2 separate regions of the Mus musculus genome follow, and region 1 is linked to region 2. A link is a loop called in an ENCODE intact Hi-C map of the cell type or tissue named here. Cell type or tissue: left cerebral cortex. All regions are shown on one strand. Links, peaks and the distances in the headings refer to the core of each region. The heading gives the core; the rest is flanking DNA.

The links. A loop is a pair of places that touch in the nucleus more often than their neighbours do. Peaks named below come from ENCODE experiments on the same cell type or tissue, not always from the same donor. Only the 100,000 strongest peaks of a DNase experiment are listed, where the experiment ranks them.
Region 1: a loop joins it to region 2, with 4 times the contacts of the local background. A loop is called at or near these places in 14 of 42 quality-filtered maps.

Annotation. Positions count from the first base shown.
Region 1 is chr15:81,228,571-81,244,745 of GRCm38, forward strand. Mchr1 (melanin-concentrating hormone receptor 1) reads left to right here and starts at 6,929. Exons shown (of 2, transcript NM_145132.2): 1 at 6,929-7,285; 2 at 8,563-10,394. The coding sequence starts at 7,204. The coding sequence ends at 9,542. Gm31608 (a long non-coding RNA gene) reads left to right here. Exons shown (of 3, transcript XR_003951508.1): 3 at 1,102-1,129. 8430426J06Rik (RIKEN cDNA 8430426J06 gene) reads right to left here. Exons shown (of 2, transcript NR_077230.1): 2 at 14,084-14,849. In left cerebral cortex, for the core only: CTCF peaks have their summits at 4,924 (motif pointing left), 7,132 and 10,842; DNase peaks (open chromatin) are centred at 7,027, 7,667, 7,932, 8,635 and 3 more places; H3K4me3 peaks cover 3,791 bases; H3K27ac peaks cover 3,845 bases.
Region 2 is chr15:81,294,244-81,310,418 of GRCm38, forward strand. No RefSeq gene overlaps it. Among named protein-coding and RNA genes, the nearest start is that of Gm52179, 42 kb to the left of the region's middle. In left cerebral cortex, for the core only: a CTCF peak has its summit at 8,035 (motif pointing left); DNase peaks (open chromatin) are centred at 6,591, 8,026 and 10,971.

The DNA of each region.
Region 1 (16,175 bases), core at 3,437-11,436, 67 kb before region 2:
CAAGCAATGTGCTAGACACCAAACCAGTCCTTGATGCATGCCAGGCGAGTGTCCCACTAAGCTACAGTCCCAATCCCATTGTCCTCTCCTGGGCATGCCCGGGCTCCATTTCTTCCAGGGCTCTGGAGTCGTGACCGATTCATGCTTGGAAACTGGGAGACAGATTGTCCTAACAACCCTCACAGAGAAGGTCAGCCTCCCAAGGACCAGACCTGAAGGGTTTTATGTCTTTATCTTTTTTTCAGTGCTAGAGACGGAATCCAGGATTTTGTGCACACTGGGCAATTGCTGTAACACTAAACTGCACCCCTAGCCCTTGACGTTTTGCATGTTTGCGAATCAAGCACAAACAAGCATAGCCGGCAGGATGCTGCTCATCTAGTTTGTTCCGGGGACCCTGAGATGAACTGGACACATCATTCTCTGCAGCTAAGACTGACCCAGGAATAATAACCCACTTATCTCCCTCCCCAAAGGGTGCTGAACTTGGTTCCTACCACACTAGAATCTACACTCCTTATTAAATGAGAGAAGCCACTCCAACTCCCACCAGCATCTCCCACTCAGGGGTGATCACGGGTGCTAGTACTTCCTTCTCTCACAAGGGACTTCTCAAGACCTTAGTTTCCCAGGAGGTCAACTTTGAATGTGAGAGGGAGCCATGTCTATGTTGGGAGTTAATTTTATTTCGAAGGCAACTGGATGCCGCTAAGCTGTTTTCCACAGTAGAGTAGAAAGGTGGGGTTTACAGTTTTCACAGGACTGTCGCTGCTGTTTGATCGAGAAGATATTGGAAGGAGCCAGGTAGGAGTGAGGGAGGATAAATGATTCTCAGATGCAGTGATTCAAATGAGCCTTAGAAGCATTCGGACAGCATCTGGGTCATGGGAAATACAGTGGTGGACTCCCATAAGCAGGATACACAGAACACTTAGGGTGCTTGAGGCAGGCCAGATAAGTAGATATACAAGGATCTCAGGAAAAAAGTATTGCTATAAATAGGCCTTTTGTTTTTGTTGTTGTTTGCTTGTTTGTTTTTTGTTTTTAAAGATAGGATCTTACCATGTAGATTTGGCTAACCTGGAACTTGCTCTATTATAGACCATGTTGGCCTCAGACACAGTTACAGAGATCTACCTGACTCTCTCTCGCTCCTGGTGCTGGGATTAAAGGTATATATCATCATAACTAGCCGGACTCCCCCCTCCCCCCTCCCCCCACCCTGCATTGGTTTTGCCTACATGTATGTCTGTGTGAGGGCGTTGGGTCCCTTGGAACTGCAGTTCTAGACAGCAGTGAGCTGCCGTGTGGGTGCTGGGAAGTGATCTCTGGTCCTCTGGAAGAGCAGTCAGTGTTCCCAAGTGCTGAGCCATCTATCTCTCCAGCCGCCAGACTCCAACTTTTTAATGATTTTACTGGGGCTGAAGAACAGACAGGCTAAGAGCCAGAATGACTGGGGGAGGTCAAAGTTCTGTTCTTTGGAGACTGGAGGAGAGAGGTAGCTTTATGTGGACATTTGGAAGATGCCAATTATAAAGTTCAAACTCCAAGTACCTTGTCTGAGGAAGCAAGTGGTTTAGACTCTCTGGCCTGCAGCAGAGGACACTCAGATCTAGGGACATCTGTCAGCAAGATCCTTCATGCTGCCCCTTAACATGACACACTGCAAAGCCAGGAACACCCTGTTACCTTTCCACATCTACCCAAACCCTGAAAAGCCATCATCAGACCTTTGTGCCAACGAACAAAGCAGGACACAGGCTGCCAGCCCTAGTTGTACCAAACAATAGCAGGAGCTTTCTACTTGATTGACAGCATTCTTGTCAAGCCTGCAATCACTGTCTCTGGCCCTTTCCCCATCACTTCCCTTCCTCTGTTCCCACAGATACTATATACTCAACTCAAGCTGGTGGCAGCCCCACTTCTTCATCTGTTACACAAGGATAGAAGCATTTGGTTGCTTCAAGGATTAATAATAAAACTTGCAGGTCTCTTCCTGTGTCTGTGCACTAATTTTCTTACTTTTTGTTTATTTTTTGAGACGGCAGGGGCGGGGGGAGTAGTGAGATCAGCTTATTGTTCCTTTAGGTCTCTTTCCTGATGGGGTCTGGACAGTGCTTTCTGGGTTCTGCTAGCTGGCCTGCTTGGGCCTATGCATGGGAACGGTGTCCAGCTGTTGCCAGCCCCAGACATTGCTGCAGCATCCTTCATGGATCCCACTTAGTGGTACCCAAACCTAGGTAAACAGGCCATTTGTTAGTCTCTCTGCTTCTGCACTTGTTCCGTCTGTTTCCTCCAGACAACCTGAATTATCCAATCAATAAGCATCATCTCGCCTGCTGCAGGCCTTCCAGGTGGCACCTCCAGCCACAACAAAGTTGGGGGTAGGGAGCAAAGGAGATAATTCCTTCATGTCTTTGGAAGAAGGAGGAAATTTCTGCCAAATGTCTCGCACTCCACCATTCCCTTTACTGCCATTGGTAGTAGTGAGTCATATACACTCTCAGATTCCCAGAAGGGAAAAGAGACAAAGGGAGGGACATGAGGGTATTTTACTGGGAAGTGTAATCCTAGGAATCAGGAATGATAAAAGAGCAAGCAGAACGGCTGGAGACGCGACATAAGGATTTCCTGTTGACATCATATCGAGTGGCCATGGACTGCTGAGAAGCTGTAAGAAGCGCCTCCGTTGAACAAGGAGAAAGCAACTATCTGTGACCTTCATCCTACATTGAGCAGAGATGCATCCCAAGAAGGACTAGCCGGCCCTGCTTTCTAGGTGGGCTGTGGTTGGACGTTTTGGAGTTCCCCTGCTCTAAGTTGTAGCAGAAATGGAGAACACCCTGGACAGAGGGGGAAGGACACACTGCAGGTCTGAGATATGCACCACAGCTCCAGCAGGCCCTCCCTGCTCTGTGCTGAACTGTCATGTGTACTCGGCAGGGATCGAGAAGAGTGGTTGCTGCAGAAATGGTGGGCATATGAGCTAGGAGTATCTGGGAGGATCTAAAGAGATGCATGTGGGTATTCGGTAGACATGGGCCAACCCTAAAACAGTCTCTGTCAGACGCTTCTGGAATCCTTGCCACATTCTCTACCTCTAGTTTTGACTTCAGCTGTAATGGACATTTGTGCGTGTGTGTGTGTGTGTGTGTGTGTGTGTGTGTGTGTGTGTGTGTGATGCTGAGGATTGAACCCAGAGGCTTATGCACACCAGGGCCTTGTGCTATACCACTTAACTAAACCCTCTGAGCAATTCAGAAATGGATTTCCCACAGTAACAAACAGAGCAATTGCCCCGCTGACTTTCTTAGTCTGATTCCTCACTCCTGTTCCCTTACTGTTCCTTTTTTTTTTTTTTTTTTTTTTTGGTTTTTCGAGACAGGGTTTCTCTGTGTAGCCCTGGCTGTCCTGGAACTCACTTTGTAGACCAGGCTGGCCTCAAACTCAGAAATCTGCCTCCCTCTGCCTCCCAAGTGCTGGGATTAAAGGCGTGTGCCACCACTGCCCGGCTCCCTTACTGTTCCTTAGAGTCACACCAAGAATGCATTTCCACGAATAAGTCTGAGTCTAAGACTCTGTTTTCAGAGGAAACCAAACTGAAAAGATGAATTCTGGGAGTCATAGCCTTGAAAATGACTCTTCAGGGTAAGATGCTGGGAGACGTCCATAATCGTGCCGCTGCTAGGAGTGAACAAGATACGACGACCAACCCTGTCCTGGAAGTGACATCACAGTGACAGTCCTGCCTGTGGTCAGCTGAGATGAATACAAGTAGAAAAGGAGATACCAACACCGTGCAACCTCTCTGGAAGAACAATAAAGGAGCCGTGAGTCATGGGATGGCTGACCTGCTTCGGAAGCCTAGGAGGAAGAAGATGGAATAGTCAAACTCCCAGATATCAATTCGGGACACATGGTGAAAGCCAGAAGACCACCAGAACAGCAGTTCAAGGCGTCTGTGAGCTTCTGCAGAGATAGAGCAGTTTGCTGAAAATAAGACCCAGGATCTAATTGAAAGGGTAGCTGAGGTGCAAAAAAGATGGAGTAGGTACAGCCTTCGAGGCTCTTAATGATAGGAGTGGAACCTTCATGTCCAGGAGATAACATCTGGATGAATTTGAAAACAGATTTCTTTACCCCCTTGAATACTCCAGAGTAGTAGATGTAACTAACCCCCTGCCACTTTTTGAAAGGAAGGAGAAACGTCCTGCCCTTGTTTGGAAAATCACGATAGGATTCAATTGATAACATACCTTTCAAGAGGACGTTTATCATTTTCAGATATGGTCCCTTATATGGACATTCTCTTATTATGGACTGGAAAAAATATAAGTAATGGGAACGTGCATAAGGAATGAATTTATAGGGTGCTAGAGCGTGGCACAAATGTCAAACTGAAAGGAGAGGTTGTCTTGGCAGGGACACTCCTGCTTCATGGGCGAGAACACCCTGGGAGAGGGGGTGGGATGGATACCTGGAGCTAATGCTGAAATCGGGCTGGGGAGGCTCCTGGAAGTAGCCTATAGGAAGAAGACAAAGGTGCTCCAGCTACCGTGGCAGAGACTGCTTGTCCTCGAGTGGCTGTTAGATTGTATACAGAAATTTACCACTACTTTTTTTTTTAACATTGCAGTAAAATTCACATAATACAAAACTGTCCATTTTAACTCTTTGCATGTGATACTGAAGTCTAAACCCGGGGCCTTGTACATGCCAGGCAAGAATATTCTACCACTGAGATACATTCCTGCCCCCTTAACGAGTTGTGTCAAATTCAGCAGTATTCAGAACATGCATTAAGGGGCTGGAGGGATGGCTCAGGGGTTAGGAGCACTGAGTGATCTTCCAGAGGTCCTGAGTTCAATACCCAGTAACCACATGGTAGCTCACAACCATCTGTAATGGGATCCGGTGCCCTCTTGTGGTGTGTCTGGAGATAGAGGCAGTGTACACATTTATATAATAAATCTTTTTTTTAAGCATGTATTAATCAGTGCTGCTCAACCATCAATGCTGTCTATTTCTAGCTCTCTACCTCTGCACACAGAAACTCAGTACACTTTCAACAACAACTCCCCGCTGATCCTTCCCCACTGACCTCGGCTACTTGACAGAGGGTTTTTGTTATCTTGTTTCCTTTTTTTGAGACAGAATTTCTCTGTGTAGCCTTAGCTTTCCTGGAACTCACTCTGTAGAGCAGACTGGCCTTGAACTCAGAGATCCGACTGTTTCTGCCTTCTGAGTGCTGGGATTAAAGACCAGTGCCATCACCGGCTCACTGTCTGGCCTGGCAGTTTTGAGAAAGGAGTCATAAGACTCAGAGAAACTGCAATGCTTGAGGGGAAGTTGACCATGTGAGGCTAAAGAACACACTGGTTAGTCCCCTAGAGAAACCCAGAGAGCATCTGTCTTGGTTTTCTATTGCTCTAAAGACACTACAAACAGCGCTACTTATAAAAGAAAGTGTTTCAGAGGGTTAGAGTCTATAATGGTGGAGCAAAGATGGGGTATCAGGAGCCGATAAATGCTTACATCCTGCAAGCAGGAGCCCAGAGAGCTAACTGGGAACGGAGGGATGGGTTTTTGAAACCCCAAAAGCATCCCTACCTAGTAATATACTTCTCAATTCTTCCCAAACAAGGCTCACTAACTGGGGACCCAATATTCACATGTATGAGCCTGTGCGGGACATTTTCATTCAAACCACCACAGTATTCCCTCCACTAATACCACAAAGGACACCTGGGTCTGGGGGCATCATGGAGTTGGGGGCATCAGAGTCCACCAGAAATACACTAACCATCCCACTGTGCCTATGGTCAAACTACCATCTGGTTCTCTCTCTCTCTCTCTCTCTCTCTCTCTCTCTCTCTCTCTCTCTCTCTGTGGGGGGGGGGGAAGCCCTGAAATTCTCATCCTCCTGCCTCCACCTCCTAAGTGCTGGGATTACTGGCATGCATGTCCAGTTTATGAGTATAGGGGATGAAACCCTGAGTTTCGTGCCTGTGAGACAAATACTCTACCAACTGAGCTCCATCCCCAGCCCCCATACAGCCTTATTTTAAGTTCTTCATGCTGGTGGATCAAGAGGCCTAGAAGAAGAGGTATACTAGGGACAATCAACAACTCGGCCTGAAAAACCAGGCATGTTCATATCCAACATCAGTAAGGAAGAGTATGGCTGGAACTCGGGGTAGCTATAAGGATGTCTCTCTGTGCTTCTGTGCTCGTTGATAAGGGTTAACAGGCAACCATGTTAGCCAAGGACTTAGGCTCTGCATCTGGCCCTGGTGGTGTAGCATTTGATTGTGAATCTCCCGGAGCTGTCAGCAGGAGTCTGCAGAGAGTTCTCTAATGCCTGTGCCCTCTGAGGCTACTGTCCATTCTAATCTCTGAGTGGACTTATTTATTCTCTTATGCTCTGATAATTGTTTCACAGAATCCCAGACAAAACCTCAGAACACTAGAAAATAAAACCCTCTGTGGCTGGCCTCCACTGATCTGTGCAGAGGGAAGTTTGTTCTGTCTGCACACCAGCCCCTGACTATTGGCACCACAGAAAGCCTGGAACCTCCTTTGCACAACTAGCAATTGTCATCTAGCCAAGGAGATGTTTGGAAGTTACCAGGACACAGGAAAGGTTTAGGGTGACCTCCAGAGTGCTTGGGAACCAAGGATGTGTCAGTCCAGGCTTGAGTCCCCAGCATTGAGAACAGTACCCCTGGCTTTTGCCACGTGGTCCAGCTTCTTTAAAGCAAGCATTGCTCCCCCACCCACCCCCTTTGCTTTTGCAAAGACCTGGATGGCCATGCAAGATAAGCGGTAGCCCCTGTGAGCTCAGAATTCAGCCCTGGGAGACAGCGCAAAGGCAGGCTCCTCCGCATGGGATGGCTTGAGCCTAGCTGCTGGCTCTGCAGGCAGTCAGGAGTAGGAGCCGCAGCCGGGACCGAAGAGGTTAACATGCATCTGCCTCCGAATGTTAATGTGTCTAGGTGATGTCAGTGGGAGCTGGGAAGGAGGGAGTGGGGCGAGCAGTTGGGCTCAGAGGCAGCAGAGGCTGCCAGGCGGTAGAGGAAGACCCTTTTCTGGACTGCGGGGCTCAAGCTCCGGACAAGGCGGTGGAGGGCGCTGGAGGCTGCCGCAGCCTGCGTGGGTGGACGGGCGCTCCACTCCAGGGAGCAGGCGACCTGCACCGGCTGCATGGATCTGCAAGCCTCGTTGCTGTCCACTGGCCCCAATGCCAGCAACATCTCCGATGGCCAGGATAATTTCACATTGGCGGGTGAGTCGAGTTGGAGTCCTCCCTCCTCCGGGATGGGTGTGGAAAATGGGAAGGTTTCACCTCCCAAGCCAAACTGCCTGGGAAACTTTATCTTACAGTTCTTGGTGATAAGATCTGCAGTCGGCTTTGCCTGAAGAGGAAGAGGAGAGGAGGGGACACCAGCTAGGACAGAAGGGGCAGGGAGGAATAGAGATGGGGCAGAGGCACATTTAGAAACAACAAGGGTTGGTGACAAGACGTGAGGCAGGCTTGAGGGGAAAGCTTGCTGATGAGTCCCAAATATGCTTTGCAGGGGGGGGGGGGGGGGAATCAAGGCTGGAGAAGCAAGCAAGCAAGACAGCAAGACAGCGGGCGGGTAGTATGTGGGAGCCAGCAGAAGCGCTTTGATTCACCGCTATCCTGGGCTCAATCCTCTGGCCTCGCACTGGGGAAATGGGGTCTGAGTGGTCCTTGCTGTCTTCTGGCAAAGGCTGCTGGGAGCAAAAGACTTCACAGGGCGTGAGAGGATTAACTTTTCTGGTGAATTAAGCTTCTTGACATTTGCAGAACGTCAATGCCTTAAAATTCTAGCTCTGAAGGAGAAGGGAATGAAGGGGAAAGAGGGAAGGTTGGTGTGGAGAAATTCCCAAGCTTCTGGGGTGTAACACAGCTCCAGTCCCTACCCTATTGGGAAAGCCCAGACTCAGGAGACATGGTCCAAGGAAATCCCTGACAGAAAACCGGGAGAGGGCAGGGCTGTGGAGCCTGAAACACACCCCACACCCATGGTGACAGTCACTTCTCACATATGCCTAGGAACCTATCTGAAACCTTTGGCCATCTCTCTCTGAAAAGATGAGGCTGCAAATACACACACACACACACACACACACACACACACACACACACACACACACACACACACACACACAAATGTCCTTCAAGCCTTTTTGACAAGGTTTTCTGGTGGATCCCGGGGATATGAAGTTGTTCTCAGCAGATATCTGGGAGTCTTGACTCCTGGCCCTCTGAGTAAATGGATGAAGCGAAGAAGAATGGGGTCCTCTGAGTAACAGGTGGATCTAGAAAATCCTATAGGAGTCACCAGGGCACGGTGGAGGAGGGTAAGGTACAGAACTAACAATAGCCCGAGAAGGGGAAACAGCAGGAGATGATTCCAGAGACGTAGTGACCCCAAGCTGCAAGGGAAAGCATGAGGGGCCAGCAGGAAGGCCGACATGGCAGGTTGTCAGCTTCTAGATCGGAAGGCGGGTCACACTTGCTCTTTCTATCCTCAGGGCCACCTCCTCGCACAAGGAGTGTCTCCTACATCAACATCATCATGCCTTCAGTGTTTGGTACCATCTGTCTCCTGGGCATTGTGGGAAACTCCACAGTCATTTTTGCCGTGGTGAAGAAATCCAAGCTGCACTGGTGCAGCAACGTCCCTGACATCTTCATCATCAACCTCTCTGTGGTGGATCTGCTTTTCCTGCTGGGCATGCCTTTCATGATCCACCAGCTCATGGGTAATGGTGTCTGGCACTTTGGGGAAACCATGTGCACCCTCATCACAGCCATGGACGCCAACAGTCAGTTCACCAGCACCTACATCCTGACTGCTATGGCCATTGACCGCTACTTGGCCACCGTCCATCCCATCTCCTCCACCAAGTTCCGGAAGCCCTCCATGGCCACCCTGGTGATCTGCCTCCTGTGGGCTCTCTCGTTCATTAGCATCACTCCTGTGTGGCTCTATGCCAGGCTTATCCCCTTCCCAGGGGGTGCTGTGGGCTGTGGCATCCGCCTACCAAACCCAGATACTGATCTTTACTGGTTCACTCTGTATCAGTTTTTCCTGGCCTTCGCCCTTCCGTTTGTGGTCATCACTGCTGCGTACGTGAAAATACTACAGCGCATGACGTCTTCGGTGGCCCCAGCCTCTCAACGCAGCATCCGGCTTCGGACAAAGAGGGTGACCCGCACAGCCATTGCCATCTGTCTGGTCTTCTTTGTGTGCTGGGCGCCCTACTACGTGCTGCAGCTGACCCAGTTGTCCATCAGCCGCCCGACCCTCACATTCGTCTACCTGTACAATGCGGCTATCAGCTTGGGCTATGCCAACAGCTGCCTCAATCCCTTTGTGTACATAGTACTCTGTGAGACCTTTCGAAAACGCTTGGTGCTGTCGGTGAAGCCCGCGGCCCAGGGGCAGCTTCGCACGGTCAGCAATGCTCAGACAGCTGACGAGGAGAGGACAGAAAGCAAAGGCACCTGACAATCCCCCCCGGTCACCTCCAAGTCAGGTCACCGCATCAAACCGTGGGGAGAGATACTGAGATAAACCCGGGGCTACCCTGGGAGGATGCAGAAGCTGGAGGCTGGGGGCTTGTAGCAAACCACATTCCACGGGGCCCACAAATTGCTAGGGAGGCTTGCAGCCAGGTTTGGGGGGGAAGCCTCAGACTGCAGGGATCCCCTTGACAGAATAGAAGCGGAGCAAGAAGGAAAGGGTGGTTTGACTGGTTCTCGGGGTCTGTATCTGTTGGCTCGCATATATCTTTCTCTCAAGGGAAGAAGGTGGAGGTGCCTAGCTGGGTTCCTTTAAAACTAGGCAGGGCTAGGATCTGAGCAGCTAGGGCTCTACTGTGAGACTGGGCAAGCCGAGCGTTCCCTCCCATCTCTCATTGGTGTTGATAGAAGGCAGTCTTTCTCCCAAGCTGGTGGATCTCCTGAAGCACGCTGCCTGGGCTCCAGCATCCTGTGCGGATTTCACGTTCTCTTTAGGGGATGCATGTTGACACTGGGGTGTGGGCTCTGAGCCCACAGGAGTTTAAAAAACCAAAAGAGCTCAGAGTGTCGAGAGAGATCCAATCACCGAGAATGACAAGGCAACCTGGGGTGGATGTGGATCTTGAAACTAATAAAAAGGGGTTTTCACAGTGACAGCGACATTCTCTTCATAGGGCACAGCTGTCAGTCTATGGCTGATCCAGAGCGAGCATCCATGAATTCTGCATGTGCAGGGGTCACTCTAATACCTGATATGTTGGCATCATCTTTGTGCTTGAGCCTTCCACTCCCAAATGGGAATGAAATAAAGGCAAATTCCCACCCACGTCATTCTGGAGGCTCCTGCGTAATTGCTTGTGCTGTGTGTGTGTGTGCTATATAAGGAAAGAGGGGTCACTTGAGTATTATATTTGGATCTTGTTTGGGGCTGCATTTTTAGGGTGCCTGAGGTTAAGGGATTTGGTTTTCTGGACCCACAGGGAGAAGGTTAGTGGTATTCATGGAGCTACTGTGAATTCATCCCATCGCGGGGCTGTGGCTGGACTTGTTCTGGAGACTCTGCATCCTGGCTTGGACTCCTGTTCTCATCAGTGCTGGTCCCTCAGGCCCCCCAAGTTCTATCTAGTGTGACTCCCCCAGACCCGACCCTCCCTGCCTCATGCTGAATCACCAGCTGCAGGGCTGGCTCTTGGGGGGGGGGGTTGGGGGAGTCTGAGCTAGTCTCTGCTTGATGCAGCTGAGATCTGCTGGGCACCTTAAAAGCAGATGACCACTCGGGCCGCTGGGAGGCAGTCGTGGCTGCTGCTTATTAGTTCTGTCATCAAGAGGGTGCAGGAAGCTGGAGTCGGCAGGATGCTGCCTAGCAGATGTTGAGGAGAGCTGAAACAAATTGTCCAGAGGCATCCTGGAGGGTGGCTTCCTCGGCTCTTGCTGGTCACTTCTCATTGCAGAGTTGCAGTAGTAGCTACTTGGAATACTTCTAGGCGGCCTCCTTGGGTGCTGGGGAGTCAGCCTCCTCATTAGTATTAAAATTTCTTGATAGGAGGTTAGCTCTCCTTCCTTCTCTAGCTGCCACAGATAAGCTTCCAGTCTAGATGAGGTGCAAACCCAGTGGAAGAAAAAAAGGGTCCTCGGGGGAAAGCGGATATGGTGGTGTGTGTGTGTGTGTGTGTGTGTGTGTGTGTGTGTGTAACCCCAGCACCAGGGAGGCTGAAGCAGGAAGACTGAGATTGAGAGAGAGAGAGAGAGAGAGAGAGAGAGAGCGAGCAAGCACAAGGCCTGGGGCCTGGAACCCACACAGGTAAAGAGGGGAGGAGAGAGCTGACTCCACAGAGCTCTCCTCGACACGCCACACCCACGCACCCCTCTCGATGATGATAATAATAAAGTTTAGAGAATAAAGGCGTTCGACTGTGAAAAGGGGGTGGAAAGAAAACTAAGAGCAGGAGGACAGGGAGGAGCCCTGGGAGGAGCATGGAAAAATGCTGTCCTTGGTGCAAGATTCGGTCATCATACCCACGAACTCACTGCAGCTGTGACAATGGCATAAGATCAAGTTCACGAGATTCGGCAATATTCCAACAGGCAGTATTAATCAGACTCAGCGGGTTATTAACAACACAAAAGGAATGGACCTGAAGAAGGGGGGGCATGCTACTTGGGGCGCCTGGGGGGGTGAGAGGGGGATTGGGGGTGCATATGATCAAGGTGCATTGCTTACATGTATGACATTGTCAAAGAATGAAAAGTATTCTAAAAAAAAAAAAAAAAAAAGGAGTACCAGGCCACCCTGGGTTACAAGAACCCTTCTAAGGAGAAAGAGTCTTACCGGAACCTTAAGGAAAACTAAGAAGGAGCAGCTACTACCACTAGTGTAGAAGGAGGCTTTCCTTTATCCAGCCTGTCTATGAAGAGGTTTCCCACGATTTCCACACCCACAGCACTCCTCTGAAACTGGGAACCAGATGAGATGGCCTCTCCTAGGAATACGTGTGACCAAGCCAATAGCTAACAATGGTAGCGACCTCAGAGATGCCAAGGAAGGGTCTTCCTTTCTCTGTTAATTGCCTAGGGAAGAGACTGAAATGGAAACAAAGTATGCGGAACTGTGAGAGTGAGTGGGTGGAGATGTAAACAGGAGCCGGTAGAAGAGGGGGAGGGATCAGAGATGGGGACCGCACAGAGTAGGGCACCTGGAAGGCTGAGAGGGATGGGAAACTCTCTCACTGGGAGTCAGTAGCCTGGGCAACTCCTGAGATGTGATCAGGTACGGTACGAGGTGGTACGAGTGAACACAGGCAGCCAGGTGTGGTGGCAATCACATAGAATCCCAGTGTTCAGGAGGCTGAGGCAGGGGATCACGAGTTTGAAGTCAGCCTGGGTTACAATAATAAGACTTTGTATGAAAAGAAGGACAAGGTGAAATGGAAGAGAGGAAGAGGAGGAAGAAGAGGAGAAGGAGGAGGAGGAATAGAAGGAGGAAGAGGAATAGGAGGAGGAGGAGGAGGAAGAGGAGGAGGAAGAGGAGGAGGAAGAGGAGGAAAAAGCTTGTGCTGTGAAGTCAGGATTAGGCCACAGGACAGCTTGCTGATATTGTCAGTAGGAATGGAGAATTCTGAGGAAGGCTGTCTCTGCAGGCTCATGGAATGCATAAGTGCAACTTTACTACCTTCTTTCAACTGAGGACCTGGCAAGCCACAGTTGGGGTCAGCACGGAAAGATGCAGACAGCTGGAGAAGCATGAAGACTGCACAGCTGATCTCCTTGTTTCCTTTCCCCCCTCACACCCCGCAGCTAGTCTGTCTCAGGGACCTCACCAAGTAATCTTCCAGAATCTAGGGAGCTTTCTACATTGCTTCTGTAACTCTCCCCAGGAAACATCTCTCCATTGTGAGAACGGCCCTCCTAAAATTCTCTGTGGTAGAGAAAGACCACAGCCAAGCTTAAGACCTCACAGTAGCTTACGGGTACAAAAGATGGGGAAAGCCCTCTGCACAGGGACCTTCAGCGGCAAGAGCTCCACACAACAGGGCTACCAATTATCTTCTGCTTCATGCATCATCTGTTATTCATTTTATTATTTTATATATGTGTGTGAGTCCATGTGTGTATGTGTGTCGAAGTCTGAGGACAACATTCGGTAGTTGGCTCTCTCTTTGTACCGTGGGTTCTGGGACTCAAACTTCAGTTATCAGGTTTATGTGGCAAGCTCCTTTACCCGATGGGCCAACTTTCCTGCCCCTTTCATTTTTGTCTTTGGTTTTGTTTTTATAAATTGTAGTAAAATCTACACTTTGCTACTTTAACCTTTTGTTGTTGATGTTTGTTTTGTTGTTGTTGTTGTTGTTTTGCTTGTTGGGTTTTTTTGGTGCATTTGTTTGTTTGCTTTCTGGTTTTTCTCGACAAGGTTTCTCTGTATAGTCCAGGCTGTCCTGGAACTCACTCTGTAGACCAGGCTAGCCTCCAACTCAGAGATCTACCTGCCTTCTACCTCCCTAATACTGGGATTAAAGACATGTGCCATTACCACCCCGCTTACTTTGACCATTGTAAGTGTATAGATGCATCCACATTACTATGCAGCTGCCACCATCCAGGTTCAGATTATTCATCATCGAAACTAAAGCTGCAATAAATACTAACTCACGGGCAGGTAGGATGGCTCAGACAGTAAAGTGCTTGCCATGCAAGCAAGAAGACCTGAGCTTGAGCTTCAAATCCAGGTAGAAAAGCTGGGTGCAGTGGTGTGTACCTGTAATTCTAATGCTAGGGAGGCAGAGACAGGAGGGCCCCTGGAGCTCACTCCCTGCGCAGCTAATTTTGCCTAATCAGTGAGCTCCAGGCCGGTGAGAGAGTCTGTCTCCAAAAACATGGTGGAACTGTCGAGATGGCTTACTAGATAAAGGTGCTTTCTACACACATACACACACGCACACACACACACACACACACACACAAATAATGTGTAAATGTAAAAGCATAATGATAAAGATGCAGAAACACGAATGTCTCCTAAGGAGCAGCACTAAGTTTTTCCCTTGGCTTTTATTTGCACCCAAATACACACATGCACTCACACAAAATGAATACAAACGCAACACTCTCCCCTGCCTCCAGCTCTTGGCGGCCACCATTCTATTTTCTAGGAATCTGACTCTTCAAGACAGCTTCTACAAACTACACGTCATTTGTCCACGATTTGCAACGGGCTTATTTCTCTTCACGTGATGTCTTTAAAGTCCATTGGTATTGCTGTGTACAACGGCCTTACCATGCTGTGCTTGTCTACAGCGACTGATGGGCACTCAGATGTCAACATCATTTGACAGTGAGGCTGGGTTAACTGTTGGAGTCTGGGCTTTTGGTTCCCTTAAGTATACAGCCAGAGGTGAAACGGAGGGATCTTATAGCAGTTCTATGTTTAAGGCTTTGAAGACCTGCCAAACTGCTCCCTACAGCAGCTGCATTGTCTTACAGTCTCATCAGCAACACACAAGGGATCCAGTTCTCAGTTCTCTATTCCCTTATACCTGCTTTGTCCTTTCTCGTCTTCCTTCTCTTCTCCTTCTCTTAAATGAAACCTGTTCAAATTGGTGCGAATCGGTCTTTGCTGCCTCATTATTAGTGAGGTGGAACACATTTTCATCGGTTCAGTCTTCATTTGTATAGATTCTTTGGAGAATTGTCTTTAAGCCTTTTGTCCATTTTTTAAATTGGGTTGTTCTTTTGTTATTGTTAGAATGATATTTTACTCAACTCAAATTAGTAATAATTGGTTCTGGATGCTTTGTTTCTAGGAAAAAAATAGATTAAAAAAAAAAACAATCTAAGTTTTCTCCTCTGCAGTTTAATGAAATTCTTGCCCATTTTTACAAAATTGAGTAGCATCTTCCAGATGACTCAGAAGGGTAAAGGCACTTCCCCATCAAGTTTGATGACCTGAGTTCAATCTTGGGCAATTCACATGGTGGAAAGAGAGGATCTATTCCTGCAAGTTGTCCCCTGACCCCAACATGTGTCCCATGGTATACAAGTGCCTCTGAGATACATGCACACACATAAACGGATAAACACACTTAATTTTTCTAATTTTAGGGTACAGGGAGATAGTTCAGTTAGCATAAAAACCTGAGTTTGAACTCCAGCACTCATGTAAGAAGCTGGGTGTGGCTATGTGTGTTTATAGTCCTGCAGACATGGGGCAAACAGATTCCTGGGTCTTGCTGCTTGACCTGCTGAGCCTAAACGAGCAGCCCAGGTCCCAGTGGGAGACATTGTCTCAAAGAACAAAGGGGATGGTTCATGACGAAGATAAGAAGATAGATTTTCAGCCTTCACACATACTTACACATGCAACTCACACATTGCACACATATGTACACATATACAACCCTTACACAAATTGAGCATATGGCTGAAGAATATGAGTTTCCCACTTACCTCTTCCTCCTCTATGGTGGTTTCAATAAGAATGGCCCCATGGGGGCTCATATATTTGAATACTCTGTTAACAGGGAATAGCTATTTGAGAAGAACTAAGGAGTGTAGCCTTGTTGGAGTAGGTGTGGCCTTAGTGGAGGAAGTATGTCACTGGGAGTGGGATCTGAGATTTTAAAAGCCCACATCAGGCCTAGTCTCTTCTCTTCCTCTTCCTCTTCCTCTTCTTCTTCCTCTCTCTCTCTCTCTCTCTCCCTCTCTGCCTACTGATAAGAATTTAGCTCTCAGCTACTTCCTCAGCACCATGATTCATGCCTCCATGCTCCCTGCTGCTATACTTCCTGCCATGATGATAATGGACTAAACCCCTGGAACTGTAACCCAGCCCCCAATTAAATGCTTTCTTTTTAAAGAGTTGCCTTGGTTGTGTGTGGTATCTCTTCACAGCAATAGAACAGTGACTAAGACAGAAGTTGGTATCAGGAGTGGGGTCAGCAACTAGGACACCCTTCAAAGCTTGTGATCAGCAGTTAAGTCCAATAGATCCAATGAGTTGAGGAGGTGAGAAAAGGCAAAACAGCTAAAGAGTGGTGGTGGATTTCCCAAGGGCCCACCCAGCCTTCACTCTCAAAGGCCAGAAGAGGGCAGAACTTCCAAATGGTCAGAGATGGGTTGGGTAAGC
Region 2 (16,175 bases), core at 4,468-12,467:
TTTCCCACTTTATTCTAACCACTCCATAGCTAATACGGTTACCTCGGAGGTAGGCCAGGTAGCCTGATAAGGAAACCCTGGCCTTCCCTGTGCTTAGCATTAAACCTACTGAAAGAGACCGGTGTCACACAGGCCCCTGGCGGCACTGGTGGGGACCTCCCTGCCCCTCCTTCATTTTCATCTTTCCGCCTCATTTTGGTTGGAGCTGGGGGCGGGGGGGGGGGCGGCGAGTCTGCGGAGACTGTAAGGCAGACTCTGCTCTGCAGCTGCCTGGATCTGTCAATAATGTCTCCTGACTGTGCACACAAATCCTCGCATTAAACCTTTGGCAACGGATGCAATTTCTTCTCCACAAAAAAAGCTCACAGTCCGTTCCAAAGACACTTAAACCTGAAAGCATGACTTTCCCTTTTTGGCAATGCTGGCAACCAAGCCCAATGCTTCCCACATTCACGGAGGCCAGGCAAGCGCCTACCACTGAGTTTCACCGCCAACTCAAGGACCGTCACTGCTATAGCTCAGCATCACCTTTGGTCAGCATTCAGAGCTATTATGTCACAATATCCAATGAAACACAGGATACAGGTTCTGTTCCTGTGAAGCTTCGGCTATTCTTCTACAGACACAATAACAGAGGATGTATACAGACAGCCATTTTTAAGTCCATAAAAGAAAACCATCTTGTAATGCCGGTTATCTTCCGCAACAACCACAAGCTTCTTGGGGTGGGGACCGTATTTCCTCTTACAGCCTCTGTGTCTTTGTCGTGTCTCCGATATGGTAATCCATTGAGAGCTGTTTTAAACTGAGAACCGCAGGAATGTATGACTCTATGACTCTTCCTAACACACAGCTGCATCGGCCACTCAGCCAGTGGGCGCCCCTGCGGAAGGATGAGCGAGTGGACCAATCCTGACAACAATTTGGTCAAGATGATCCAGCTTTATGAGAGAGAGAGAGAGAGAGAGAGAGAGAGAGAGAGAGAGAGATTACCTTCACTAGTAGCATTGTCCCACCCACAAAAATGGGACAAAATGGTGGTAGGAGATAAATATGTTCTCAGGGCTTGAGCTGAGATAGTTTTTCCCTGACCTTGGACAGACATCAGTGCTCCTGGTTCTTGGGCTTTTAGATTCAGACTGGGACTCAATTCCCTCAGCACTTCTGGTTCTCCAACTAGGAGAAGAAGATCATATGATCTCTCTGCCTCCATTAACAAACCATGGGCGGTGTGACCAATGGAGGGAGAGGACCAGGGATTAGCAAGCAACTCTGCTAGGAAGAAAAAACAAATGCAGAGAGAGGAAGCCACGCATCAGCTCCCTGTGGCTGGAGACAGAGAAGGGCTGCTAAGGAAGCAGCAAGTGACCAGAGGACACAGGGAGCAGGCTCATCCTGGAGGCCAGTCCCCTGTAACCGTGACTAGTCACTTTATACCTAGGCCATAGATGACTCTAAAGTCACTAGGGCTTCTGACGAAGCCTAGGATTTGAGTTTTATCCAGCCCTCAAGTGAGACTGGTTTACAAACTGACCCACTAAAGATCTGTGGATCTCAACTGAAGGATTTTTACCCTTTAAGGGATACATTTGACATGTTTGTTGGCATTCTGGTTGTGAGGAGAAGGGACTGCTGGCTTACAATGTAGAAATTTCAGTTATTGCTAAACACACTAGAATGTACAGGACACTCTCCCTAAGACCAGTAATTATCTAACCCCAGGTGTTTGTAGGGCAGGGGCTGTGAAACCTGCCCCCGACAGTGGAGAGCCACTGATGGGTTTTAAATGGTTGTGTGAGGTTTACTTAGCGATCCCTAGAGTTCTTTCTGAGTGGCAGGAACTATCCTCAGCAGGAGGGGCTCAGAGTTGAAAATAACGTCTCAAGAAACTGCCAGTGGAGGAGATGCACTGAACAGACCCATCAGTAAACAGACTAAATAGCAAGTGAGAGTAAAGTTCGTAGGCCAGTAAAGCAGCCCATGGGGAATGCCTAGGCTAAGACAGAATGGCCTTTGAAGACACCACACAGCAGTAAGTAGGTAAGGTGGTATCGTACATGGGAAGGTCAGAGCAGTCCCAACTCATGAGCAAGGCAAAGTCAGGAACTCGCCTGAGTCCCATGAAGTTTGCCACTGTGGCCAAGGGTAAGTAAGTAAGCCAGAAAGGTGGGGTGCAGGGGAGGGGAAACTTAATAATAAAGCCAGGGGTCAGATTGTGGTCTTGAGGCCATGCCAGCGGATCTAAATTTTACCCTGATTATTGGAAGCACCTGGGGATGTGCAGGGCGAGGTAGGATCTGATTTATCTATAAACAGATTATTCTGCTCCAGCGTGTCAAGGATGCAGCGGGGAGAGAAACAAAGACAAAGAATCTCTTCTGTGGACTGGACAAGAACCGAGGACCAAGCTTGGTGGTAGAGGGAGGGCTCGGAAGTGACAGGAACGGCACGATACCCTAGATGAGTGGCTGATAGTGGGATGAGGGAGAAGAGTCTGAGCCAAAGGGCAGTGAAGAGACCCAGACTAGGAGATTTTTTCCAGTAGGAATAAAGACCACTCATGACAGACAGGTCTGGTTTGAGATATTGACCACGGAGCCAAGGTCAGACCTTGGTTGCCACTTCTGAAAAAGTGACATCATAGTCTATGTCATGAGATTAAAAGGTTCAGGAAGATGGACTGGTGAGATGTGACGAGGGTAAAGGCACTTGCTGCCAAGCCTGATGACCTGAGTTCAGTCCCCAGGTTGTCCCCTGACATCCACACATACATGCACATACACACACACACATATAAATGTAATAACACACAAATGTGTATACACACATATACACATTAAAAGGAAGATGGGCTTCAGTTCGCCAGATGATGGTGTATCACAAACCATCTAATCGTACTTGACAATGTGTCTCCCAGTTTGGAATTCAGTAGAGGGCAAACAAATACCTAACAGCCTTTTCCTGTTCTCCTTCACTCTTTCTAATTCATTATAATACATGATGCTCCACATCTGGTGCTCAAATTCTACATAGGGCTTGTCTTAGTCAGGGTTTCTATTCCTGCACAAACATCATGACCAAGAAGCAAGCTGGGGAGGAAAGGGTTTATTCAGCTTACACTTCCATACTGCTGTCCATCACCAAGGAAATCAGGACTGGAACTCAAGCAGGTCAAGAAGCAGGAGCTGATGCAGGATGTGTGTGATGCAGGATGCATGGAGGTATGTGGGATGTTCCTTACTGGCTTGCTTCCCCTGGATTGCTCAGCTTGCTTTCTTATAGAACCCAAAGGGTGGCAACACCCACAAGTGGCCCTCGCCACTTGATCACTAATTAAGAAAATGCCTTACAGCTGGATCTCATGATGACATTTCCTCAAGGGAGGCTCCTTTCTCTGTGATAACTCTAGCTTGTGTCAAGTTGACACAAAACCAGCTAGTACAGGGGTCTTAGTATATAATCCAGCAATTCTCTGGCAGATCTCCAAACAGCAGCTGAGGGTGTCTAATTCAGCTCTGACATTGTCCCACAGGATGCAGCTCAGTGTCACAAGATCCCCCCACAGATGCCAGTGTGAGATGTGACATGTACTTCTGTCTAGCTTACAGCTAGACTTCCCTTCTTTAGGTCTGAACAGTTTGTGTAAGTGGCTTATGGAACTCAGAAAAAAAAAATGCTCGTCACTAGTGCCCGGTTAGTTTTTCCATCGTTGTAACCAACACCCCAGACAATCAACTCACAAAGAGAAAACATTTATATTGTATGGCTGCAGAAATTCTGGTCCATGATCCAGAGTGATGCATTGCATCAGGATACAGAATGGAGCAAAGCCCCTAAGCCCATAGCCAGGTCCTCACAACCCCCTTTCATGGGCACACACTTAAAGAGCAGGCCCCATCTTGTAAAGGTTTTACCATCTCCCAACAGATCGAAGTTGGGGTCTTTAGAGGACACACTTAAACGTGTACCAATTTGTTAGAGGAGCTATCACCATGGATACAGATAAAGATCCAGAGGGAAAAAGCCAGAGATGCAGAGGGCAAAGCACGTGGGAAGGGGCACAGCACTTCCCACATCTCAGGGTACGCTAGCTGCCCTGCCAGGCACCCCGTGTGCTGGGCTGCCTAGTGGCTCTGCAAACCTTGCCCTTCATCACATAACCGTGGTTGATTGCACAACTGACCTTCTGGGAGGTCAATTCAGTCTCTCTCTTGCTCTGAAAGTCACAAGCCTCGGTCATACCTGGTCTTTCTAGTGAGCAGCCCTTCCTTATCTTGACACTGATTGGGTTGTGAGGCTCCAGTTGCACAAAACATACTTAGCGTTTTGGAAACAATTCAATTAAAAATACATATTTTAAAATATTTATGTGTATCGGTGTGTATCTCTCTGTGCCTGCGTCATGCCGGGTGGGTTGTCTGAGGAGGCAGGAAGAGGGTGTCAGGTCCCCTGAAGCTGGAGTACAGGGGTTGTGAGCCACCTGATTTGTGTGCAAGGAACTTAACTCTGGTGCTCTGCAAAGGCAGTGCATGCTGCTATCTGCTAAGCCATCGCTCTAGTCCAACTCATTCCTCTTGAACATTAACACTTTTTTAATGTTAAAGACAGTGGTGGCATAGGCCTTTCATGCAGAAGCGGGCAGATCTCTATAAGCCTGGCTTAGAGTGAGTTCCAGGCCAGCCAGGACTGTACAGAGAAACCCTGTCTGGAAAAAAATCAAACCAAACTACAACAAAAGATTTTTCAAGGGTGTGTGTATGCTAGTTCAGAGGACAGCTTTAAAGAATCAGCCTTCTCCTTCCACCATGGGAGGCCTAGGGATTGAACTTAGGACGCTGGGCTTGGCATTGGGTAGTTGCTTTTCTCCACCATGTATGTTCCAGGGGCTGGAAACAAGTGGTCAGTCTCAGATGTAAGTGCCTTTACTGAGCCAGGTCATTGACACTTCTGGGCCAGGAAATGGGGTGATGACCAGATACATTCATGTAATCGTATACGATGTAATTATAAATTCCAACGTTGCCGCAAGGTAAAGGTCTGTGAGACATTGACATCAATTTTTTTTTTTTTTTTTTTTTTTTTTTTGAGACAGGGTTTCTCTATAGCCCTGGCTGTCCTGGAACTCACTTTGTAGACCAGGCTGGCCTCGAACTCAGAAATCTGCCTGCCTCTGCCTCCCGAGTGCTGGAATTAAAGGCGTGTGCCACCATGCCCGGCAACATCAAATATTCTTTTATGATGTCCAAGTGATGGCCAATCGGTCAGTTTCTCCTGTTCACTTTTAAAAATTATGTTTATGTGTTTGTGTAAGTTCCTATGGATATAGATATGAGCATGCCATGTGTGTAAGTTTCTATGGGTGTAGGTTTGAGCAGCCACAGCACCCGTGTGGAGGTCAGAAGACACCTCATGGGAGTCATTTATCTCCTGCTAGGAGGGTTCAAGGACAGAACTCATCAGGCTTGGTGGTGACAAGGGCCTCTACCCACTGAGCCACCTTGCTGGCCTGGATGTGTCAGTGTCTTGTAGTGACTCTGGCCATCGTCACAATGATGCTTTTGAGTCAGGCTCATCTTGCCTCAGATTTCCTACTGTTTCATGTTTTCTACTAGAAATCTATTTGAAAGGCCTCGTGACCTTTTCCCTTTTTATTTTAGTTTTGTTGAAAGAGGATTTTGTTATGTAGCCTGGAACTGAGTACATCGACCAGGCTGATCTTGTTTACAGTGATCCTCCTGCCTCTGCTCCCCAAGCCCTAGGAGTACCAGCATGCACCACCATTGACATCAGCCAGTTTCCCTTGACTTAGCATCGGCTTGCTACGTCTACCTTCATCTCCTCCTTTCGTCTTGTCTTCCCCAACATGTGAGTGCTGCTTTGATTTCTAATGCTGCTTTTGAGATTTGTTGGAACCACACAGCAAGTCAAGGTTGTGCCTGTTTTCCTCCACATAGTAGTGTGTGGCTCCACATAGTGTGGCTCCACATGGTGTGGCTCGTCCTTGCTGCCACACAGACTTGTGGTTTGCTCTCTTTCGTGGCTGCCTAGTGCTCCATTCTACAGATTAATGTGACAACTGCTGGTTATTCAATTATCAGATGATTATCTGGGTATAGGTGAGGTACAAGGGACTAAACAAGCCACCCAAAAAGAAAAAAAAAAAAAAACAACAATTTTACATAGATTATAGAGCTGCCTCCCACCAAACTCATTCATCCTGAACAGAGCTGAGCCTGAGATCTTAGCGGTACATACGCACCCAGATAGGTCTTGCAGAGTCCTTGCACTTTAGCCCAGGAGAATTCTTTCCTGTTTTGCTTTGTAGAAATATCTAAAGTTTTCTCTGGCAGCCTGATTCTCAGCAAATCACTGGAAGCCAAAGATGCTCTCAGATGCAGACACACGGACGGCAAGAAATATGTTAATAATTAACACCTAGGAAAATCATAACCCGTGTTTGCAAAAAAGGCAGATGCAGAAATGCAAGTCCAGACCATACTGCCCTGGGCAAGCCTGATCCCTTCCCAGTCTGGAGTGAGTCTCTTAAGGGACAAAGCAGCCAATTGTGGGTGACTGAGACAACTGTGGGTGGCTGCCTGTGGCAGCCAGCAGAGTCATGTGAGGACTATGTGCTAAAGCAACAACTTGCCAGGCTGTGGTGGTGCACACCTCTAATCCCAGCACTTGGGAGGTAAAAGCAAGCAGATCTCTGAGTTCAAGGCCAGCCTGGTTTACAGAGTGAGTTCCAAAACAGCTAGGGATACATAGAGAAACTTGACTTGAAAGGAAAAAAAAAAAAAAAAAGCAACAACTGAATTATATACACCTTATTATATTTACTGTGGCCAGGGATCATCCACATTTTGAGAATGATTTAATAAAATGGTTAAAAACAAAACAAAGTGGCAAGTTAGGACATCTTAGAGCAAGGCAGGGGGCTGGGAGATCTGTGGCTAGTCTTCCAATCAATGTGTGTTCCTGAGCATGGTGACAGGTCACCCATGGTGACTCAGAGCAGGCAAGCGCACAGTCCTGCAAAGGAACAACACGGAGGCTCTGGGAAACCCACAGCTAGCGTCACACTCGACAGTGCACGCTTTTGCCCGTAGTCAAGAACAAGACCAAACTGTGTGGTTTCATCACCTGTTTCCTGTTGTGCGTTGCCCTGGTGCTGTTTGTACTTTGATGCTAATTCTGCTTCCTCAAGAGGGACTGGCTCAAGGAGTGGATCACGCCCTCTGGTGATTTCAGGCAAACCTTCTGCCCATTTTATAAAGCAAATCAAGGCGAGAGCCTGTGATTGGGCAGTGGATGGGAAAGGTGGGGCTGGAGGTTTTAGAGAGGGAGAGAGAGAAAGGAGGAAGGGAAGATGAGGAGAGAGAGAAGAGAGAGGAGAGAGAGGAGGATAGAGGAAGAGAGGTGGAAGGAAGATGGAGCAGAACCACGTGGCCTACAGGAACGGAAAGTAGCAAAGGATTTCCCACCTGGGGCGTGAAGTAGTGTAGTGTTCAACTGTTGAAACGCCACCTATTCTCCACAAGGCTTTGCTTGACGCAGTTGCTTTTCTGCCTGCTTCAGCTTCTACATGGAGGGTGCCAGCAGTACATCATTCAAGTTAGACATTTTTATTAGCAGCCATAAAGGCCACAAAGAGGTGGACACTATGGGTGAGAGACAGGCTTTCACGTGTCAGTTTCAATTTCTGTTGCCATTGGGAGGTCCTGAGCCTACCTTCTGCTCAGGAAAGATTGTCAATCATAGATGGCAACTCAAAAAGTTTAGGCACACGCTTGGGGAAAGGAATAAAGAAGAGAATAGCATTTGAAGGAGGCACCACCTACTCTGTCCTTTGCTTCTGCTAGATACAAAGGATGCGAGCTCTCCTGTTCCAAGTTTAATCTACCGATCCTCTTTAGGCTGTTCATTAAATGTGAAAGTCCTTCTTTTCATGGAAGCAGATTTCACCGGGCACCTCTGGAGGCCACGAGCTATAATGAAGCCAGCACCCAACGTTAACTACAATGCCCTCTGGTGGCTTGAAGTATTTTCCTTAGTTACAACAGTAAAATTAAACAAAACAAAAGCTCAGAAAACAACCATAACCACCATAAAAGTCCCAGCACTCGGGCAGTTTTCCCTCTTAAAAGGAAGCTCTTCTATAAAGTCGGAAATCATAATTGTAAAACTCCTTAGTATGTATAACCTTCGTGACCACACATCTTTCTACACAGGCTCATTACCAAACACATGGATCAGAGATGAGTAGGTGAGAAAGAGGGGTTGAGACAGCTCAGTTAGAACGTTTGCCTGGCACACCCGAAGCCCTCTGTTCCCCAGCACCATGTAAACAAGGCGTAGGCGTGGTCATGGTCGACCCAACAGTAACTCCAGTACTTCAGAGGGTGAGGGAGGCGGAGCCAAAGTTCAAGGTTATTCTTGACTTTCTGTTGCCATGACAAAACACCATGACCAAGGCAACTTGGAAAAGAAGGGCTTTCGTTAGCCTTAATTCAGCCCTGGGGAGGGGATGGGGAGGGAATTGGAGTTCACCATGGCAGAGCAAAGGCACAGAGGGAGGGACAGATAAGAGCTCACATCTTGATCCAAGAGCAGGAGACAGGGAACATACTGAAAATGCGGAGACTTTTGAAACCTTGAAGCCTGGCCCCAGGGACTCCCTCCCTCCAACAAGGGCACACCTAATCCTTCCCAAACAGTTCCACCAACTGGAGACCAAGAATTCACGCCTGTGAGCCTATGGGAGACAGTCTCGGTCAGATCACCACAGTGAGTTTGAGGCTAGCCTGGGGCACCTGTGGAGAAGTTGGTGGTGGTGGGGCAGTATAATGAAGAATCCCAACAGGAAGAAATTGCAATCTAACAAAGTCACGTGACATGGGTAGTTGTGCAGACCGGTGGAAGCAAAGCTCAAAAGGCAGAAGTGTGGGAAGTACAGGGGCTTTGGGCTCTGCAGGATTCAGTAAAGACACACATAAGGTCCTGGGACACCAACGTAAGCAGGTGGTGCCTAATGAACGGTAGCTACTGTTATGACCTAGTTTAGTAGACAGACAGTCTCCAGTCTCAGCTACTCCCACTGGGTGAGAACTTTCAGCTACTGATCGTTGTAGCATTTATACCCTCTGCAGGATCGTTGGGGAGAGCAAAGCCACATAGTACACACAGCCCAGCCCTCAGTCCTGCACCTTTCTACCCATTCCTCTTACAGTGGGATTTCTCCTGCAGATCCGCAAGCAGACATGAAGAGAGGATGTCCACACTGCTCAGTGAGGGACACTGAATGCAAATGAGTCATCAGGGAAGTGGGAGGTGCAGGCCCAGGGCACCCCAGGCACGGGCTTCTGTCTTCTCTGCATTGTATGCTGCAGGCCAGTCCAGTTGACCTGGTGAGACCCTGTCTTAAAAACTACAAACCTCTGCCTGGCAGTGTGGCACATGCCTTTAATCCCAGCACTTGGGAGGTGGGGGCAGGTAGATTTCTGAGGCCAGCCTGGTCTATAGAGCAAGTTCCAGGATAGCTGGGGCTACACAGAGAGACCCTGTCTTGAAAAACAAAAATCAAAACTAAACAAAGCAAACCATAACAAAAACACAAAACCCCTACAACCCCCCTCACACCAGAATGGCCAGCCCGGCCAAGGACGATGGTTACAGGAAACCTAAGCTGGTTTTGCGGGTTGATCTTATATAGGGAAAACGAAACAGTCCATGTTACACTTAATTTAAAATTTTAATTACTTGATGAGCTCAAGGACATCATCATCTTATTAGACTCAATTCTAAGTGTAAACAAGCCGGTTAAGAAACATGGGGTTGCGGACTGGCTCTTCCCTCGGTGCAGGAAGTGGTCCAGAGCTCTTTCCTCTCCTCTATTCAACCTCCTCTCAATGCTCAGGCCTAGGCTGGAAGGCTTCTGGGTTTGGTTCAGATTCATGTAGAGAAAATTTCTAACTGACAAACACTCTCCACTTCCTCCGTCAGACAAGCCTCCACCTAACCGCTCGCAGCTCGGTGTGTTCCCAGGGCAAACTTCACCTTCTCACCTCAAAGTCCATGACAGAGTTAGCTCCTGCCTCTCAAGCTAACAGTGATGTAGTGGCTGGGGAGGAGGCTGGGGAATTAAGAGACCTGACTGCTGTTCCAGAGGACCTGGGTTCAATTCCCAGCATCTACTCAGTACCTCACGACCTTCTAGAACTCCATCCAGTTCTAGTGATTTGATGCCCTCTTCTGGCCTCAGTGTGCACAGGGTATATAGACAAACACACAACCCAAGCACCTATACACACACATAATAATAATAATAATAATAATAATAATAATAATAAAATTAAGGCAGGTGGTGGTGGCACAGGCCTTTAGTTCCAGCACTCAAGAGGCAGAGGCAAGCAGATTTCTGAGTCTGAGGCCAACTTGATCTACAGAGGAGGTTCTAAGACAGCCAAGGCTATACAGAGAAAACCTGACTTGAAAAACCAGAAAAAAATCCTCTCTCTCACTCTCTCTCTCTGTCTCTCTGTCTGTGTGTGTGTGAGTGAGTGTGTGCACGAACAAACATGCACACATGGGCACACACATGTATTCTTGCATGTGCACATGCCACATGTGTGCAGTGTCCATATACACAAAAGCCAAAAGAGAGCACTGGACCCCCGGAGCTGGAGTTATGTGTGGCTATGGGCTGCCCAGTGTAGGTGCTGGGAGCTGAACTCAGGGCCTCTGGAAGAGCAGCAAATTCTCTTAGCCACTGAGCCATCGCTCCAACCCCACAAAATGACTTGAACGTTTACAAAACATTTTTTCATCAAACTTCTCTGCGGAAGCAGTCTAAGCTGTAGTCGTCTGTCTGACTCCCACACTGAATAATGAATTAGAAGGGCAGAGCCTGAATATTATTCATCTCTCCAGTCCCAGAAACTGGCAAGGCACTTGCATATGGCAAATAATTTAAAAAAAACTGGTTTTTTAAATACACGAGCAGAGCATTAGTCTCAAAACCAGAACCGACAATGTGATAAAGCCCTCCATATGGCACCCACAGGGACTACTCACTGGCTGGCCATCCACTCTACGAACGGGCTCCAGACTCTAAAACAAACAAGGATGAGATACACCCGGAGCAGCCAGCATCTGGCACAGGGTAGCTGCCTATAAAGCAAAAATCTAATGAGTGTTTAAAGGTTGAATAAAAGCAAACTGAAGCCATGCGATGCTGTGTGCATGTAATCCCTGCCCCTGGAAGGCAGAGGCAGGGGGATCAAGTATCTTAAGTCAGTCTAAGCTATATGGAGACTCTGTCTCAAAAAGTATGAACTAATTAAAGAAAGCTGAAAGCTGAAAACACCACAGTACAGTAAAAATGTAAACTCTGTGTATGTGTGTGCACATGTGTGTGTGTATGTGTGTACATGCAGGTGAGCGTGGAGGCCAAGAAGTCAAGAAGTGCTAGGTGTCTTTCTCAGTCTCTCTCCCCCTTATTTTCTGAGAAAACAGGCATATGCCACTGTACCTTGGTTGTCATAGGACTTCTGGGGACCTGGACTTCTGGCTCTCTTACCCAATGAGCCATCTCCTTAACTACAATGGAAAGGCCCTTTAATTAAGATAGATTCAAATGGAAAGCAATCCGCTTCATCTTCAGCCAGAAGCAGTCCACACCACGGGTGTGTGAGATGGCTCTGACCACCTGAGTTCAGTCCCAGGTCCCACACAGTGGAAGGAGTGAAGGACATATTGCTCTCTGGCCTCCACAACATGCACACTGCCTACCCAAGGAGGCCAGAAGAGGGCCTGGGACTAGAGTTACAGACAGTTGTGAGCCAGCATGTGGGTACTGAGAGTCAAATGGGTCCTCTAGAAGAGTAACCAGTGCTCTAAATCGCTGAGCCATCTCTTCAGCCCCATACACCGTATTTTACTAATATTCACCACAAGCTCCCTCTCACCTCCACCTATCTACTCTGCCCCAACTTCATTTCTTTTAGTTTAAGGCCAACCTGGTCTACATAGCAAGACCCTGACTCAAAGACAACAGTAACAAACAAAAAGCCCCAGAAGAAAACAAACAAAAGAAGACAGAAACCTAAAAAAATACCAACCATAGCTTCTCAGCTAGGGGTCGGGGCTGATGAATCCCTCCCCATACCATGTTAGCATGTTGGACTGGATCCGTCTTCTGTGAGTGCAGTGATCTTGCTACCTCCAAAACCAGTTTCCCTCTGGTCCTCTCCAACTTTCTAACCTTTCTATCCCTTCTTCCCTGCTAGTCTCTGAGCTTCAGTGTATATATGTGTATAGTGCGAGTATATGTGTGTGTGCATGCATGTGTGTGTGTGTGTGTGTGTGTGTGTGTGTGTGTGTGTGATATAGACATTCCATTTGTGTCTGAGCACTCCAGTCACTTATTCTTGCACTTTGACCAGGACAAGGTCTAAGAACTGCACTGGCCTGTGGATTCAGAGGTGAGACTGTGCAGGGAGATTTGATATGATGACCACTGTTTTGTTTTTGTGGGTCAGGCGCTCCATTACTGAGCTGTACTCCCAGCCCTTTAGAAAAGGTTTCTTTTAAATTACGTATATGTGCGTGTCTCTGCGTGTGAGCATGTGCACGCATGCTCAAGTGTCCAAAGATGGGCTGGAGTCACAGGCAGTTATATAAGCTGTCAGTCGTGGGTTCAAGGAACCAGGTTTAGATGCTTTCTCTGCAAGAGCAGTGCACGTTCTTAACCTCCGCCATCTTTCCGGTCCATCTGGGCAGCTCGTAGTGTTTTGTTGTTGTCTTAAAGAACGTCTGGAGGATGCAGAGTGACTGTGCAGGGAGTTTTGAAGTCAGTCCTCATCTGAACCCTCTCACTCACAAGGTGCATGACCCTAGGTACGGCCATCTTTGTCCGTGCTCTCCTCATCTGTTCATGGGAAGGAACTGTGCATGGACGCTTAGGCATTCTTACAGGGTGTGCTGGCGAGTTTTACCTCAACTTGACACAATCTAAAGTCATCAGAGAGGAGGAAACCTCAATTAAAAAAAAAAAAAGCCGGGGGTGGTGGTGCAGGCCTTTAATCCCAGCACTCAGGAGGCAGAGGCAGGCGGATTTCTGAGTTGGAGGCCAGCCTCATCTACAGAGTGAGTTCCAGGACAGCCAGGGCTACACAGAGAAACCCTGTCTCCAAAACAAAAACAAAAACAAAAACAAAACAACAATAACAACAAAAACAAAAAACAACAAAAAAGTTTCCATTAGCCAGGCAGTGGTGGCTGAGGCCTTTAGTCCTAGCACTCCAGAAGGCAGGTGGACCTGTGAGTTCGAGGCCAGCCTGGTCTATAGAGTGAGTTGCAGGACAGCCAGGGCTACACAAAGAAACCTTGTCTCAAAAAACAAAACAAAACCAAACAAAGCCTCCATCTAGCCTGGTCTACAGAGTGAGTTGCAGGATATACAGAGACTATACAGAGAAATCCTGTCTCAAAAAAAAAGCCAGGACTACACAAAGAAACCCTGTTTTGAATTGCACCTCCAAATAAGTAAATAAAGAAAGCCTCTATAATAATATCTAGGATATTTTCTTAACTAGTGATTGATGGTAGGAGGGGGAGCAGCCCATTTCAGGTGTGGCTATCCCTGTGCTGGCTCTGGGTTCTACAAGAAAGCAGGGTGAGCAAGCCATGGGGAGCAAGCCAGTAAGCAGCACTCTTCCATGGCCTGGGGATCAGCTCCTGCCTCCAGGTTCCTGCCCTGTGTGAGTTCCTGTCCTGACTTCCTTTGATGATGAACAAGAATATAGATGTCTAAAATGAATAAACTCTTTCCTTCCCAAGTTGTTTTTTTAGACTCAGTGTTTCATCACAGCAATAGAAACCTCAAGACATATAAGGCTTAATTATGATTGGCCTTCAATGCACAGAAGTTCCACGACCCATTCATGTGTGCTGACTAATTCTAAACAGCACTTGTGGGTTCTATGGTTCAGCAATCTGTACACCACCTTTCCCTTTTCATAGTCAGAGTGCTGTGCCGCGCTCAGCACTGGTCGGTCGTCTCTTCTTCTGACTCTCACGTCTTCTAGGTTCCTTATCACTCTTCATCGTGTGGGTGCACATGTGTGCATTTGTGGAGACCAGAGGAGGAGGACATCAAGTGTCTCTTCCTCTTGCTCAATGCCTTATTCCCTCAAGACAGGGTCTCTCACTGAACCTAGAGTTAGCAGGGTTTGTTTGGGTTTTTTTTTCCCCAGCGTTAGGCTGATAGCCAGAAAGACCTAGTAATCCTCCTGCCTCAGCACCAGGGTTACAGGTAGGCACAGCCAGAATTAGTTGGGTTTTTTTTTTTTTTGTTTTTTTTTTGAGACAGGGTTTCTCTGTGTAGCCCTGGCTGTCCTGGAACTCACTCTGTAGACCAGACTGGCTTCAAACTCAGATATATCCACCTCCCTCTGCCTCCTGAGTGCTGGGATTAAAGGCATGCGTCACCACCACCAGGAATTTCTAAAGATCTGAATTCAGTTCTTCATTCTCACACAGGAAACACTCACACTTACAAAGCCATCCCATCTCCCTAGCCCTCCCCAAGACAGGCAGGGTCTCATGCAGGCCACGTTCTCCTCAGACTTGTGTAGCCGTGAATGACCATCAACACCTGATCCTCCTACCACTAACTTCTAAAGTGCTGGGATTGCAGGTGCTTGTCCTATGCCTGGTTGTAACTCTATTTTTTCAATGCGCGCGCACGCGCGCACGTGTGTGTGTGTGTGTGTGTGTGTGTGCGCGGCGTGTGTGCGTGCGTGCGTGCGTGTGTGTGTGTGTGTGCGTGTGTGTGTGTGTGCGGGTGTGTGTGTGCGTGTGTGTGTGTGTGTGTGTGTGTGTGTGCATGGGGAAGAGGCATGTGTGTGGAGGTCAAGGGACAAGTCTGGATTTGGTGTTCTTCTGCCTTTTCATGGGCCTTGGGATCAAACTCAGATCACTCCACTTATGTGGCAATAACCTTTACCCTCTGACCCATCCTCACCAGTTATCACCTTTACCCCCTGACCCATCCTCACCAGTTATAACCTTTACCCTCTGACCCTTCCTCACCAGTTATAACCTTTACCCCCTGACCCATCCTCACCAGTTATAACCTTTACCCTCTGACCCATCCTCACCAGTTATAACCTTTACCCTCTGACCCATCCTCACCAGTTATAACCTTTACCCTCTGACCCATCCTCACCAGTTATAACCTTTACCCTCTGACCCATCCTCACCAGTTATAACCTTTACCCTCTGACCCATCCTCACCAGTTATAACCTTTACCCTCTGACCCATCCTCACCAGTTATAACCTTTACCCTCTGACCCATCCTCACCAGTTATAACCTTTACCCTCTGACCCATCCTCACCAGTTATAACCTTTACCCTCTGACCCATCCTCACCAGTTATAACCTTTACCCCCTGACCCATCCTCACCAGTTATAACCTTTACCCTCTGACCCACACCTCACCAGTTATAACCTTTACCCTCTGACCCATCCTCACCAGTTATAACCTTTACCCTCTGACCCATCCTCACCAGTTATAACCTTTACCCTCTGACCCATCCTCACCAGTTATAACCTTTACCCTCTGACCCATCCTCACCAGTTATAACCTTTACCCTCTGACCCATCCTCACCAGTTATAACCTTTACCCTCTGACCCATCCTCACCAGTTATAACCTTTACCCTCTGACCCATCCTCACCAGTTATAACCTTTTCCCTCTGACCCATCCTCACCAGTTATAACCTTTACCCTCTGACCCATCCTCACCAGTTATAACCTTTACCTCCTGACCCATCCTCACCAGTTATAACCTTTACCCTCTGACCCATCCTCACCAGTTATAACCTTTACCCCCTGACCCATCCTCACCAGTTATAACCTTTACCCCCTGACCCTTCCTCACCAGTTATAACCTTTTCCCTCTGACCCATCCTCACCAGTTATAACCTTTACCCTCTGACCCACACCTCACCAGGTGCCACTCACTCTGTAACTGTAGTGTCATTTTCTTCTCTTTTCCTACCTACACCCTAGAAAGCCTTCTTTCCTGTTCAGTTAGACCCACTGAGCAGCTCCTGTAGGAAGAAGTACCTGCACCCCACAGACATTAGCATTAATACAAAGCCTTTTTCGT